Linked DNA regions of Homo sapiens: all the other regions are linked to region 3. A link is an interaction called in ENCODE POLR2A ChIA-PET data of the cell type or tissue named here. Cell type or tissue: OCI-LY7. All regions are shown on one strand. Each heading gives the region's core, and the rest is flanking DNA. Links, peaks and the distances in the headings are about the cores only.

Region 1 (4,293 bases), core at 616-3,115, 210 kb after region 3:
CATGGCTCACTGCAGCCTTGACCTCCCGGGCTCTAGTGATCCTATTGTCTCAGCCTTTAGAGCAGCTAGGACCACAGGTGTGCCACCATATCTGGCCAATTTTTTATTTTTGTAGAGGAAAGACCTCACTATGTTGCTCAGGTTGGTCTCAAACTCCTGGCCTCAAGCAATCCTCCCAGTTCAGCCTCCCAAAGTGCTGGGATTATAGGCAAGAGCCACCATGCCTGGCTAGACTTGTACACTTTAAATCAGTGAAGCATTTGGCATGTAAATTCTATCTCAATCTCAGTAACAGTATTTTTTAAAAAATAAGAATAGGAAATGCTCATCTCCCTTCAAAAAGATCTAGAACTAAAGGGAGCTGTATTTCATGGGCTACAGGGATCAAAAGAGCACAAGCTACACACCAGGCTGTGAACAAAAATACTGAAAGGATAGGAGAAAGTTAAAAGGAGAAGTAGAGAGTAGATACGGGAAATACTGAATAAATGTGTCAAAAATAGGTAAGGAGAAGAAAGAGGAAGTAAAAGTGAAATTGTCATGATAGAACTATCTAGAAAAGGAAAAGAAAAAAAAAAATCAAGGGCTGGTAAAGACAACAGATGACCACTAGCAATTGAGCACCTACTGTCAGACCCTACCCTAAGGAATCCAGACATCCAAGATTATCTTCTTTTTTGAGACAAAGTTTCGCTCTTGTCACCGAGGCTGGAGTGCAGTGGCATGATCTCAGTTCACTGCAACCTCTGCCTCCCAGGTTCAGGCGATTCTCCTTGCCTTAACCTCCCAAGTAGCTGGGATTACAGGCGCCCACCACCATGCCCGGCTAATTTTTTTTGTATTTTTAGTAGAGACTGGGTTTCGCTATGTTGGCCAGGCTAGTCTCGATCTCCTGACCTAGTGATCCACCCGCCTCAGCCTCCCAAAGTGCTGGGATTACAGGCATGAGCCACCGCGCCTGGCCTATCCATGCTTATCTTTCAACCAGTGCTGCAAGAAGGCTCTAAGGCCAAGATTTACAGATGATAAACAAGGTAAAAAAAGTTAAGTATTGTGGTTATGTTTTAAGTGCCTATTTTTTAGAAATATATATACAGAAGTATTTAGAAATAACTGATAGAATGTCAGTGGGGACGATAAATAGAAATAATTGGTAGAATTTCTTAAATTTGCTTTAAAATAATGCCAGTGGGCAACATGGATGAAGCACAACTGGCCATGTTGATAACTGCCGAAGCTGGGAGAAGGGAGAAGGTTGTTCATTGTACTATTCTATGTTTAAGTTTGAAATTTTCCATTAAAAAATTCCCGTTTAAGTTTTCTAAAAACCTTCAATTTGCTACATCTGTCCAGGAGTCCCTAGGTTGCCTATCTGACCTCCTTATCTGCTACCTGGACACCTCTATGCCCCTCTACCCATACTCTCTTGTGGATCTTTATTCAAATGAAGACCTTACCCATCACCTTCAAACTGAGACCTTTCCCATCACCTATGACAAAACCACATCTCTACAGATAACCACTCTCTCCATGTACTGCCCCATAGCCTTCTCTACAGCATTCATCTTCTGACACCTTCCTCCTCATCAATTCATAACTAATGCTTATATGACATTTACTTTGTGCCTGGCACAGTTCCAAATTTTCTACACACACACACACATCATTTCCTTATGCCTTGATTAGGTCAGAATCCTTCATGGTGCTTCAGATTATTAGCAACCTAGCCCAGCCCCCAACAAAAATGAACTCTCTTGGTTTCTACACAGCAACATCCAAAGGGCAGCTGGAGGATGGGGGTAGGGTGAAGACTATTAAAGCTATCTTGATTAAGAAACAGTCAGTATATGAGCCAAACCCACAAGTCCAGGTGGCACTGTTTGGAAAAACAGAAAGCAAGAAAACTATCATCTGTAATTTCACAGTATAATAGACGACACATGGAGTGAATAATGAATTGTTTCTGCTATACTAAGACACATAGCCAGCCTACTTGAGGAGCTATTTTCAAATGACCAAGACCCAGGAGGCCCAGGCTAAACTAATTTAGCCCTAATTCTACAAGCACAGCGGTGAACAGAAGATCTTTAAATCTTGTGGACTCAAATATCTCTTCAGAATATTAATATTCACACAGCATGCAGCAGACTGCCTATACCTTGGCAATGCTAATGACATTGACATGTCTACCTCCCTGAGCCCAGATCACCATAAAACCAAGCCTAAACTAAAAGTGAGCAACCAAAAAACCCCCAGATTTTTATATAAGTCATGGGACGAATAAAATGATTTAACAATTGAGCCATATTTTTAAAAATACTTGCAAAATATGCATATAGATAAGTGCTAGTCCCTTCACTTAACAAACTTAAAAGTCCCATGCCAAAAACTTCTAAGAATCATTTCCAAGTAAATACAGAGAGAATAGGGAAGTGCCCTAAACATATTTTTGGAATTCAGTTCTTTTCTGATCAACTCTAGCTTGTCGGAATAAAAGAACGTAAAAAAGTATAAGAAGAATACATTTCTTTATAAGAATAATACAATACCTTTGAATACAATTCTTCTTATACTTACTCTATAATTGTACTTACTCTACAGTTTTCTGCAAACGTACTTACTCTACAATTTTCATCATCTAAAATCAACCAGCAAACAGTACCTGCTTACTGTGGGTGCTTTTCAACGTTACCTGTTAAAAAAAAACGTTGAGGTCTAATTTACATTTACTTCTTTTAATAAATATAAAGCTAAGGATCATTGGAATGAATGCATTTTTGAACAATTTTTCAACATAATTGTTGGAAAAATCACATTAAGTGTATAGTTTATTCTAACTTCTATTCATTTTCCAGCCTACTGATGACAAAAAGGCTTGAATCTGAAACTTTTCTTTCTACACTCTGAGAAGTATTTTACCTTTACGGAGCAGACTTTGGGCTCAGTAGAAACAAAGGATTCATTCAATGTAGAATTATTATCATCATTTTACGGGTTAGAAAAGGAAGTAAAGTGATGACCACATAGCCACTCAGCAGCATGCTCAAGTCCAAACCCTGGAACCTTGTCCATAGCCCCTAGTCTCACCATCCATGTTGCCTCCGTGTGTGGGATAAAAGACAATGCAAAAGTTAAAACACTCGCACACACAGGACCCAATTAAATATAATTTTAACGCCAATCTGAGAAAAATGACTTATTAGCTGTGTGATTTTGAGCAATGCTCTTAACCTCCCCCATGAAGGATGGTGTGAGAACGAACAGAATTGTAGCACGTGTATCAGTCTGGTACACAATGTCCTATGAAGGTTAGCTTTATTATCACCATCATTATTATTGCAGAAAGACTTTCAGTTCAGAATAAGACAGCACAGTTACAGAGACCTGGTTTTATTTTCCAGCTTCTTAACTGAGTCATCTTTCAGCTCCTTTTAATTAAAAAGAAAAAACAATCAGAGATCTAATTGGGTATCAGGAAGATACACAATATGACTAACAGGCACTAATATTACTACACTTATAGTCTCTGGAAGGCTGGACATACTTATCCAAGAACTGCCTAAATTTTTACAATGACACACCATGCTAAATCTTCCATATTAGAAATTCCATATTTCTCTCCATACTAGAAATAATCGTTCCATATTAGAAATAAGAACGTAGATTTGGTAACAAGGGAAACTATTCAAATTTGCCAGTGCTATTATTTGTGTGCCTTCAGATGGGTGGGGAAAAAATGTGTCAGCAAGCAATGCAGCCTTTCTTTAGTTTTTTACTTATCCTCTAAAGATCATGCAAAAAAAAAAAAAAACCAACAAACGTTTACTCTTGGATGTTTAACCTTGGCTCCGACAGAATGTTCCTTGTATCAAAAAACAAGAACTCAGCCAACAATGTTTTTGTTGTTAAACGGTTGCATGAAGACTATGTCCAGTCAAATCTAACCCCTCACCCCGCTCCAAGGCTATGACCCTCAATTTTCATCAAAGTTCCTACCATCTCCCACTTTGTAAAGGCCCTAAAGAAGTTAATGAAGAAGGCAAAGTTCCTGTCCTCTGCTGTCACTCAGTAATGAGCAGTTTCATGTGGCAGTGCAGAAACTGGGGTTTGAGAAACAGAGGTGTCCTGACACTCTGGACCGGTAATCACGAAAACCCCAGCACTGCCATAAAGATGCTGTCTTAACTCGGCTCCAAACAAAGTTCTGTCGGCGGCCGGCAGTGTTTCAGTGGGCAGCAATGTGGTGATACCTTCACAGGATACTTTATAGGCTTCAAAACACTTCCCTCCCTC
Region 2 (4,293 bases), core at 655-3,154, 200 kb after region 3:
CAGATATAACTGTTCTATTAATGGGGCAGAATTACTCATGTAGGAATAGAAGTGAATCCACATTTCCTAAAACATGAAATTGTTCTCACCCAATAATAAAAGTTCAGTAGACCAAAATAAGGTACATATGAAAACTGTTCTTGAGACTTTGAGTCTCAAGAGTTTTGGAGACTTCTTGATTTGAGGGCCCTATATTTTAGTTTATACCTTCTGGAGTAATAAGGATTATAATTTATACACACACACCCACACAGTTGACCCTTGAACAACATGGATTTGAACTTTGTGGGTCCACTAACATGTGGATTTTCTTCCATATCTGTCACCATGAGGCAGCAAGACTAACGCCTCTTTTTCCTCTCTTCAGTCTACTCAGCATGAGAGGATGAGGATGAAGACCTTTATAATGATCTATTTCCACTTAATGAACAGTAAATATATTCTCTCTTCCTTATGGTTTTCTTAATGACATTTTCTTTCCTCTGCTTTATTGTAAGAATGCTTATATAGTATTATACACTAACATACAACATATGTGTTAATCAACTGTTTATGTTATCAGTAAGGCTGCAGTTAACAGTAGGTTATAAGTAGTGTTAAGTTTTGGGGGAGTCAAAAGTTGTGCGCAGATTTTCAACTGCACAGGGTGTTAGTGTCCCTAACCCCTGCATTGTGAAGGGTCAACTCTATGTGTGTGTGTATATATATATCTTTTGCATATGACATATATTGTTTCTGGAGGCATATAGATATATATATACCTTTGTATATAACATATATTAATATATAAATGCATCTTTTGTATGTAACATACATATATAAACATATACATGCATCTTGAAAACACTACAAAAGCCCCAAATCACCATTCACAAAATATCACAGAGTACAGCTGGTTGTGTTAACCGCCAGAACTCACCAGCCCAAGATGCCTATCTTCCTTCTCCTGACCTCAAATCCCACCTTGTGCACCAATTTCTCTTTGTCACACATCTTTTCGTCTCCAATAATTCTGGATTTTATAATTACAAAAGGAAACCATGACTACATTTTTATAAAATGCCCAAACACAGAAGCCTAGAGTAAAAAGTGAACAGCGCTCATCACCCCAAGCCCCACAATCCTACTTTATTCTCAGAAATAACATTGTTAACCATTCTATTCTTTCTAGACCTTTATCTATGAATTAACGTACATATTTCAGACCAGAAGATATGTTTTCTTTTGTATACACATCCATGGGATCATACTGGAGATATTTTACAACTTATCTTCTTTTTCACTCAACATTATGTCTTGAGGGTCTATGTGATTCTCCTAAACTGTGTTATCACTTTCTATAGTATAAATATATCATACTTACTTAGCCAGACCCTACTGATAGAAATTTATTTTTAGCTTTTTGCAGTTATACAGTTTATAACAATGAACATCCTTGTTCATGTCATTTTTTGGTTGACTTTTTTTAGTTCCTTTCTCTTACTAGTTCCACTCTTAGTCTGAGTCCATAGTTCATGATAGCCTCATTATTTCCAAGAGAATAAAACTATATAAGTAAGTTATGGTTTATCCTCAATTTTCTACACATATCTTTTGTGTGTTTGGTGGGGGGAGATGACTATAGATGTGAAATCACATGAAAAACATGCAGTCTCAAATGGTAAAGCAGTAGTGATTCCAGGTGGTTTTGTTTTTCATTTTGTTTTCTTTGAGACAAGTCTCGATCTGTTGCCCAGGCTGGAGTGCAGTGGCACGATCTCGGCTCACTGCAACCTCTGCCTCGTGGATTCAAGCAATTCTCATGCCTCAGCCTCCCTAGCAGCTGGGATTACAGGTGGGCACCACCACGCCTGCCTAATTTTTGTATTTTTAGTAGAGATGGGGTTTCACCATGTTGGCCAGGTTGGTCTCAAACTCCTGACATCAAGTGATCCACCCAACTCGGCCTTCCAAAGCGCTGGATTGCAGGTGTGGGCCACTGTGCCTGGCTGATCCCAGTGTTTTTTATAAACAAGTTATAGTTAATAGTTCAAAGAGAATGACCTTATTTGGAACTTCCCATACATGGACTGACCTAAGTGAATTGAGCAAAAACCAACGTCCTCATAAAAAACAACCGTCAAAAGCAGGTGCTTTCTTCACTTCCTTCTAGAAAAGTGTTGTTGCTTCACAAAAATAACCAGCAGGTGCTGCTTTGCCAGGTTATAAAATCAAAGCATTGAGAGTTAGAATAGGCCCATAATAGATTCACAACCATGTCTAAGGTCACAGCTGGGCAGTGGCAGAGAGAAGACAAAAGGCCAGGTCGGACACTCACCAGGAGTATGAATTTCTCGAAGAGGCAGATTGACACAGAGGAGAAAGTAATGATTGGAAACCATCAAAGTCCATGCAGTAGTGACAGGAGGTCAATATCCCCATTTTTTATTTTATCTGTAAGGCAAAAAACAATTTGCCAGATGCTATGATACCACTGCCAGGTATGTTACTTGTTGCCATATTGTTTGTAGTGTGTTAGTTATTCAGTTAAGAAATATTTTTTTACTGAGCATCTACTACAGGTCTGGCATTGTTTTTGTTTTGGTAGCACTGGGGTAACAGACGGGACTAAAATAAGCTTCCTGCCCTTCCTCAGCTTATGTTCTGGAGGAAGGGAGATAGTGAATAGACATACATTTATACATTCAGACACACAATCATTTCAAGGATTGATAAGCAGAGATAATACAGGTCTAAGCAATACTTAGCATCTTCTCAACATACTTCCTGCCACTGTCACAAAGGGGGTCCTTTGAATCAGAGATACTTAGGTACAAACAATAAAATCAATTTCCAAAAACATTTAAGGGAAGAGATACCAATCTCAAAGCTTACCATCATTCTTACTGAGATTTTCCAGCTGGGATTAAAAGGTAGGCACAGGCCAGATTACTAGTGAACATATAAGCTGCAGCAAAGGCCCTGGACAAACAAGAGACTTCAGGACACCTCCAGCCAAGTCATTGTGACATCAGAGTCAGTGGCCCCATCGAGAATGATTGCATCACTAGAGCCACCAGAGACACAGTATTAACAGCAAAGATGCAACTTCTGCAGGAGGGATAGATGCCTCAGTGCCACCATGATGCCTACGGTGACCTCACAGAAGTCTTTCAGATCATAAGCAGCCAGCACTTGGAGGGCAGAGCAGCTTTAGCTCCCACTATGTATAACAGTCTTCAAGTTATTTCATGAATAGGCAAAAGTACATCAGATTTAGGTTTTAGGATTTTCTATGCCCCAATACTAACTGCCTATTGAATACACAACTGGGGGCATCAGAGTAAAGACACACCTTAAATCTTACCTTGTCAGTAATGCTTCCTTGGTCACCCTATAAAAACTGGTAATTGCCCCTCCCAAACAGTTCCTATCCCTCTCTTTAGCTCTATTTCTCTCTTTAGCACAAATCTCATTGTATCTAACCTCAATGACTAGTACCCCCCAGAATGTTAAATCTATGAGGGCCCTTTTATTTTTATTTATTTATTTTTTTGAGACAGAGTTTCCATCTTGTTGCCCAGGCACAATCTCGGCTCACTGTGACCTCTGCCTCCCAAGTTCAAGCAATTCTCCTGCCTCAGTCTCCCAAGTAGCTGGGATTACAGGTGCCCGCCACCATGCCTGGCTAATTTTTAGTATTCTGTAGAGACAGGGTTTCACCATGTTGGCCAGGCTGGTCTCGAACTCCTGATCTCAGGTGATCCACCCACCTCGGCCTCCCAAAGTGCTGGGATTACAGGTATGAGCCACCGCAGGCGGCCGAGGGCACTTTTTAAAATAACGTATTTTGGACACTGCTTTGTCCCCAGAACCCAGACCAGTGGCAATAATAGGTGTTCAATAAATATATTCTTTGCACTTATGAATGAAATCATGAACAAATTATCAAACGATACCTAGATATGGTTATGTTGTTTATTTCCTTGTCACCCAAGAAAGGAAGTCAAGAATGGATGTCACCCTTTAGAAGAAATTAGAAATCATGACCTAAATGTTCATCAACCACTTCCTTAGAATAAAGGATACTAGAGAATAGAAATCACAAATAAATAAGAGTCTAGAGTGAAAAGTAAAATTCATTTTTATCAATTTTATGGTACGTTACTAAGCACAGCCAGTAATAAACAAATACTGAGTAGAGCATGAATAAATCTTCAACTGTAGCATGTGAGCTGTTTGGTTACCACAGTTCCCCAGAACTTCTTCCCTTCTTTCTCAGGATCTACTTCTCTTCATGCTTTGACGTTAGGC
Region 3 (4,293 bases), core at 900-3,399:
GCTACTCAGGAGGCTGAGGCAGGAGAATCTCTTGAACCCAGTAGGCGGAAGTTGCAGTGAGCTAAGATTGTGCCTGGGCAACAAGAGCGAAAACTCCATCTTCAAAAAAAAAAAAAAAAAGAAAAAAGAAAGAAAATGTGGAATTACAAATAATCATTCAATAATCATGGAAACACAAAAAAGTATATAGACATATTATCAGGAAGCAACTAGTGGATCATGTTAGAAGATACAAAACAGTTTAAATAGACATGGATTATACTTTTAAGAAACTGCCAACATAAAATGAGAGAGAGGAAAGGTGTGAATCTTGACTCTGCCAGTTACTGGTTCTGTGACCCCAGACAAGTCACTTAACCCTCCCTGAACCTCAGCTTGGTCATCTGGAATAAGGATATAATTAATAACAACTTTACCTAGCTATGTATGAAAATAAAAGAGTAATTATCTTTCAAGCGTTTGGCATGATGCCTAGTAAATATTAGGGGCTCAGTAAGTCAGTGGTGACGCTGGGTGGAGTAGATATGCTCCATATCTACCTAGACGACAACATGGGAAAATGGAAGGGGAAAATAACCCACATCACACCTAGCGAGTAGATAGCACTTGCCTGATTTTATAGATGAGGAAACTGAACTTCAGAGGCTCCAGAGACTTGCTCAGCCTCCACATTTACCAAGAGCCCAGAATATAAATCCAAATCTGTCTCTACCTTTGCTCCCCTTTCTTTATACCACATTTGCCTCTTTTGTGCCTGGGAGCTGCAGACACTCAGCTTTAAAGAACTGGTACTGGAGATATGGTACTGGAGGAAGAACTGCGTGCAGTGAACAGTAGGGTGGGTACGGAGGGAGGAGAAAAACTGTGTGAACATCACCAGGTAGATGAAGTATCACAACTGTCATTCTCAGTGGTCACAGAAAAGAAACAGAATCCATGATATTTTGAGGAACAGTCCCAACATGAATGACAGCAAGAAAAGGAAAAAATCCAAAGTTTTCCAAGGTGCCTACCATATTCCATATTTTCAAAGGGAAACTTTAAAACTGTTTATAAAGCATTAGAAACAGTGGGGGAAGTTCAGTTCGCATTTTTAAGATGACAAAAGAGTGCTCAACAGTGCAAAACTACAGGCATGATCTTCTCTTTTTTCCTTACTCCCACTTTGCACCTATTACCTAGCTTTCTCTATAAAGAATTTATATCCCACTCTTCTTTGTTCAAGCTGGCCTTTCTGGTGAGGGTGATATGAGCAGATGATGTCAAGGAGGTACAAAGGATCTACTTTTTAAATGTTACACCTGAGATTACTAGAGGCTGGGAAGGGTAGGGGGAAGGTGGAGGATAGGAGAGATTTGTTTAGATACAAAATTATAGCTAGACAGGAGGAATAAGCTCTCATGTTCTATAGCACTATAGGATAACTATAGTTAACAGTACATAGTTTTAAAATGGCTAGAAGAGAGGCGATTGAATGTTTCCAGCACAAGAAATAAAAAATGTTTGAGATGATGGATATGCTGATTACCCTGATCTCATCACTAGACATTGTATGTATTGAAACATTACTAGGTACCCCATAAATACATACCGTTATATGTCAATTTAAAAATAAATAAAAACTGAAAAAACATTTTCAGGATGGAAGCTATATTGAATGCACACACATCTATTATAATCTCATGAATTATTATAAAAGGTTTTTATGGAAAAAAAGTTGCACCTGAGGTTAATAAAGATCCACTTCTAATTTTAAACTTTGCCTAAGGAATGCTGAATAGGGAAAATATGCAAATTTTATACAAATAACATTTGTGTATCCTTTTACTTCACACATTTGGATACATAGCTTGGATAAATTTTAGTGACTACTACCAGACTGAGGAAACAAAATGCAGGGTATTATTTAAATACAAGGTAATTGTTCCATTAATTCACTTCCCTCTAGAAAGTGCAACCAGAAAAAGAAGGAAAGCAAATTATCTGGGAGATTGCAATTCACATGCATAATTAATCTGCTTGCTGAATTTGGTGTCAGCTTTTCTGCTATGGAAAACATAATCTCTTTTTCACTTTAGCTTATCCAGTCAAGAAGGAGTGTGTGAGTGAGTGTGTGTGTGTGTTTCCGTGTATGTGTGTTTATTTGTGTGTGTGTGTGTGTGTGTGTGTGTGAGAGAGCGAGAGAGAGAGAGGGAGGGAGACCCTCCCTTCTGTCCATGTAACAGATGCTGAAATAAGAATCAATGCTGCAACCACAGAACTGTGGGTTTGCTAGTTCCCCAATTTAACATAGCTTTTCCTTCCGCCAGAAAGAACAACTGACCATCTTTGAGTAACAGGCTCCTTGTACTTGCAAGTGGGGCTGACACAGCCATGGCTCTGAAGTTGAGCAAAACTTACTTAAACCCAGTAAGTGGTTCACTTTTACCTCTCTTCTTCCACTAACATTTAAAGCAATGTTTCATTCTTTCTCAGTTTTTAGGACACTTATATTTGGCCATTACTATACAATCATAGATATGTGTACTTGGGTATAAAAAGTAGAATGTTTAATCTATTCATGTCTATCAGTCACAACAGACTAGAAAATGTGAATGCCACTTGACTAAAATTATTCTAAACTTTAAAGGCCGGGCGCGGTGGCTCACGCCTGTAATCCCAGCACTTTGGGAGGCCGAGGCAGGCAGATCACGAGGTCAGGAGATCGAGACCGTCCTGGCTAACAAGGTGAAACCCGTCTCTACTAAAAATACAAAAAATTAGCCGGGCGTGGTGGTGGGCGCCTGTAGTCCCAGCTACTCGGGAGGCTGAGGCAGGAGAATCGCTTGAACCCAGGAGGCGGAGGTTTCAGTAAGCCGAGATCACGCAACTGTACTCCAGCCTGGGTGAGCCAGGAGGCAGAGGTTTCAGTGAGCCGAGATCGCGCCACTGCACTCCAGCCTGGGCGACAGAGTGAAACTCTGTCTCAAAAAACAAACAAACAAACAAACAAAAGACTAAGAACCTTTTAAAGTTTTTGAGGGTGGAGATCATGTTTTGTGACCCATGCAGAGGCCTGTAATTGTTAACAACCAACTTCTACTCAGTCAAGTGTACAGAGGGGCTGACTACTGATGCTGTTGCTGCTGCTGCTGCTGCTGATGGTGATGATAATGATGATGATGATGATATGATGACACAGAATAATTTGTTTATAAAAGCACTTATCATATAGATGCATTTATTTGGGGAAGTATTATGATTATTTGAGCTCAACTTGAGGGCTTAGTTACAAATAAGCACCATGGTTTGCTACCTGTTTATTCCAGGAAGTTGCCTTGAAATTCAACAGTTAAGACAAAATTGATCCAATTGTAGAAAATTAAATAAAATACGTGAATGAATGAACTTGCCTTCAAATATGAAGAGGACACCAGACACTACCTCACAGGACTGTATGACAACTAAATGCTTTCATAGGGTTAAAGCACTTAGAAAAACACCTGATTCAATGTAAGTATTAACGTTATTATTAGGATGATTAATTGAAGCGCCTTCCACTCCCCCCCATCCCCCACCGATATCTTACAAGATGGAGCAGTTATGCAATTTCTGGGCAGACTGATGTAAGCATTGAAACTGACAAACCAAAACAACAGGAACAGTCAATAGTATAAGGCAGGAAGTTGGATCAGAAGGGAACTGAGGAAAGCAACAAGGAGATGCCATCTGGGGAACACCACGGCCACAGCAGCTATAGGGAGATATCCCTAGGAAACCAACATCTAATCAGGAGGTGACTTCCGAGAGCCTCAAAATGAAGACCCTGTAGAACATTAACACTTTTTTAAGGAGTGCGCTTCCATCTGGCAAAATAGGAACACTTGAAACTCTTCAAATCTGTGGACACTGATTAGTTTTATATTTTGATGTGTCCTAATTCTAATGTTTATTTCTGCAGTGTTCAGTATACAGATGAAATAGTATCATTTCATTTGATATCTGTAAGTTGGGAAACTAGCAGATAAAAAAACACTAGGAAGAAAATTAGATTAACTGAAATAATGTCACTCTACTATAAAATCTACTATTAGTAATAAAGTCCAAGCCTTTATAATCTTATTTTATAAGTGTTTGACTCTTCATAAGTATAACCTTATAAGCAGATTTCTTAATTTTATTTTACCTAAGCTGATTTTAAAAGTTGCTTGCCATCTCTCCTGTATACACAGAAGGGCCTGTACTCTTTAGGTAACAAGGAGAAGTTGACTTGAGAATTTTCTGAGAATAATCCAAAGTGACTAAGTAAAAGTT

The links. ChIA-PET counts read pairs that join two places held together with the same protein. Peaks named below come from ENCODE experiments on the same cell type or tissue, not always from the same donor. Only the 100,000 strongest peaks of a DNase experiment are listed, where the experiment ranks them.
Region 1: POLR2A ChIA-PET joins it to region 3 with 9 read pairs; 3 of 35 experiments call an interaction of 5 or more read pairs at or near these places.
Region 2: POLR2A ChIA-PET joins it to region 3 with 8 read pairs; 3 of 35 experiments call an interaction of 5 or more read pairs at or near these places.

What each region holds. Positions count from the first base shown.
Region 1 is chr13:46,381,871-46,386,163 of GRCh38, forward strand. The region is part of intron 1 of RUBCNL (rubicon like autophagy enhancer); the gene reads right to left. Among named protein-coding and RNA genes, the nearest start is that of RUBCNL, 3.2 kb to the right of the region's middle. RefSeq lists an enhancer at 558-607. In OCI-LY7, for the core only: no CTCF peak of the experiment used is centred there; DNase peaks (open chromatin) are centred at 1,801, 2,660 and 3,081; H3K4me3 peaks cover 2,500 bases; H3K27ac peaks cover 2,500 bases.
Region 2 is chr13:46,375,573-46,379,865 of GRCh38, forward strand. It overlaps RUBCNL (rubicon like autophagy enhancer), which reads right to left. Exons shown (of 15, transcript NM_025113.5): 2 at 2,318-2,433. Among named protein-coding and RNA genes, the nearest start is that of RUBCNL, 9.5 kb to the right of the region's middle. RefSeq lists an enhancer at 3,144-3,223. In OCI-LY7, for the core only: no CTCF peak of the experiment used is centred there; DNase peaks (open chromatin) are centred at 903, 1,649, 2,169 and 3,059; H3K4me3 peaks cover 2,265 bases; H3K27ac peaks cover 2,500 bases.
Region 3 is chr13:46,174,732-46,179,024 of GRCh38, forward strand. The region is part of intron 1 of LCP1 (lymphocyte cytosolic protein 1); the gene reads right to left. Among named protein-coding and RNA genes, the nearest start is that of LCP1, 5.3 kb to the right of the region's middle. RefSeq lists an enhancer at 2,197-2,256. In OCI-LY7, for the core only: CTCF peaks have their summits at 1,707 and 2,112; a DNase peak (open chromatin) is centred at 2,290; H3K4me3 peaks cover 2,500 bases; H3K27ac peaks cover 2,500 bases.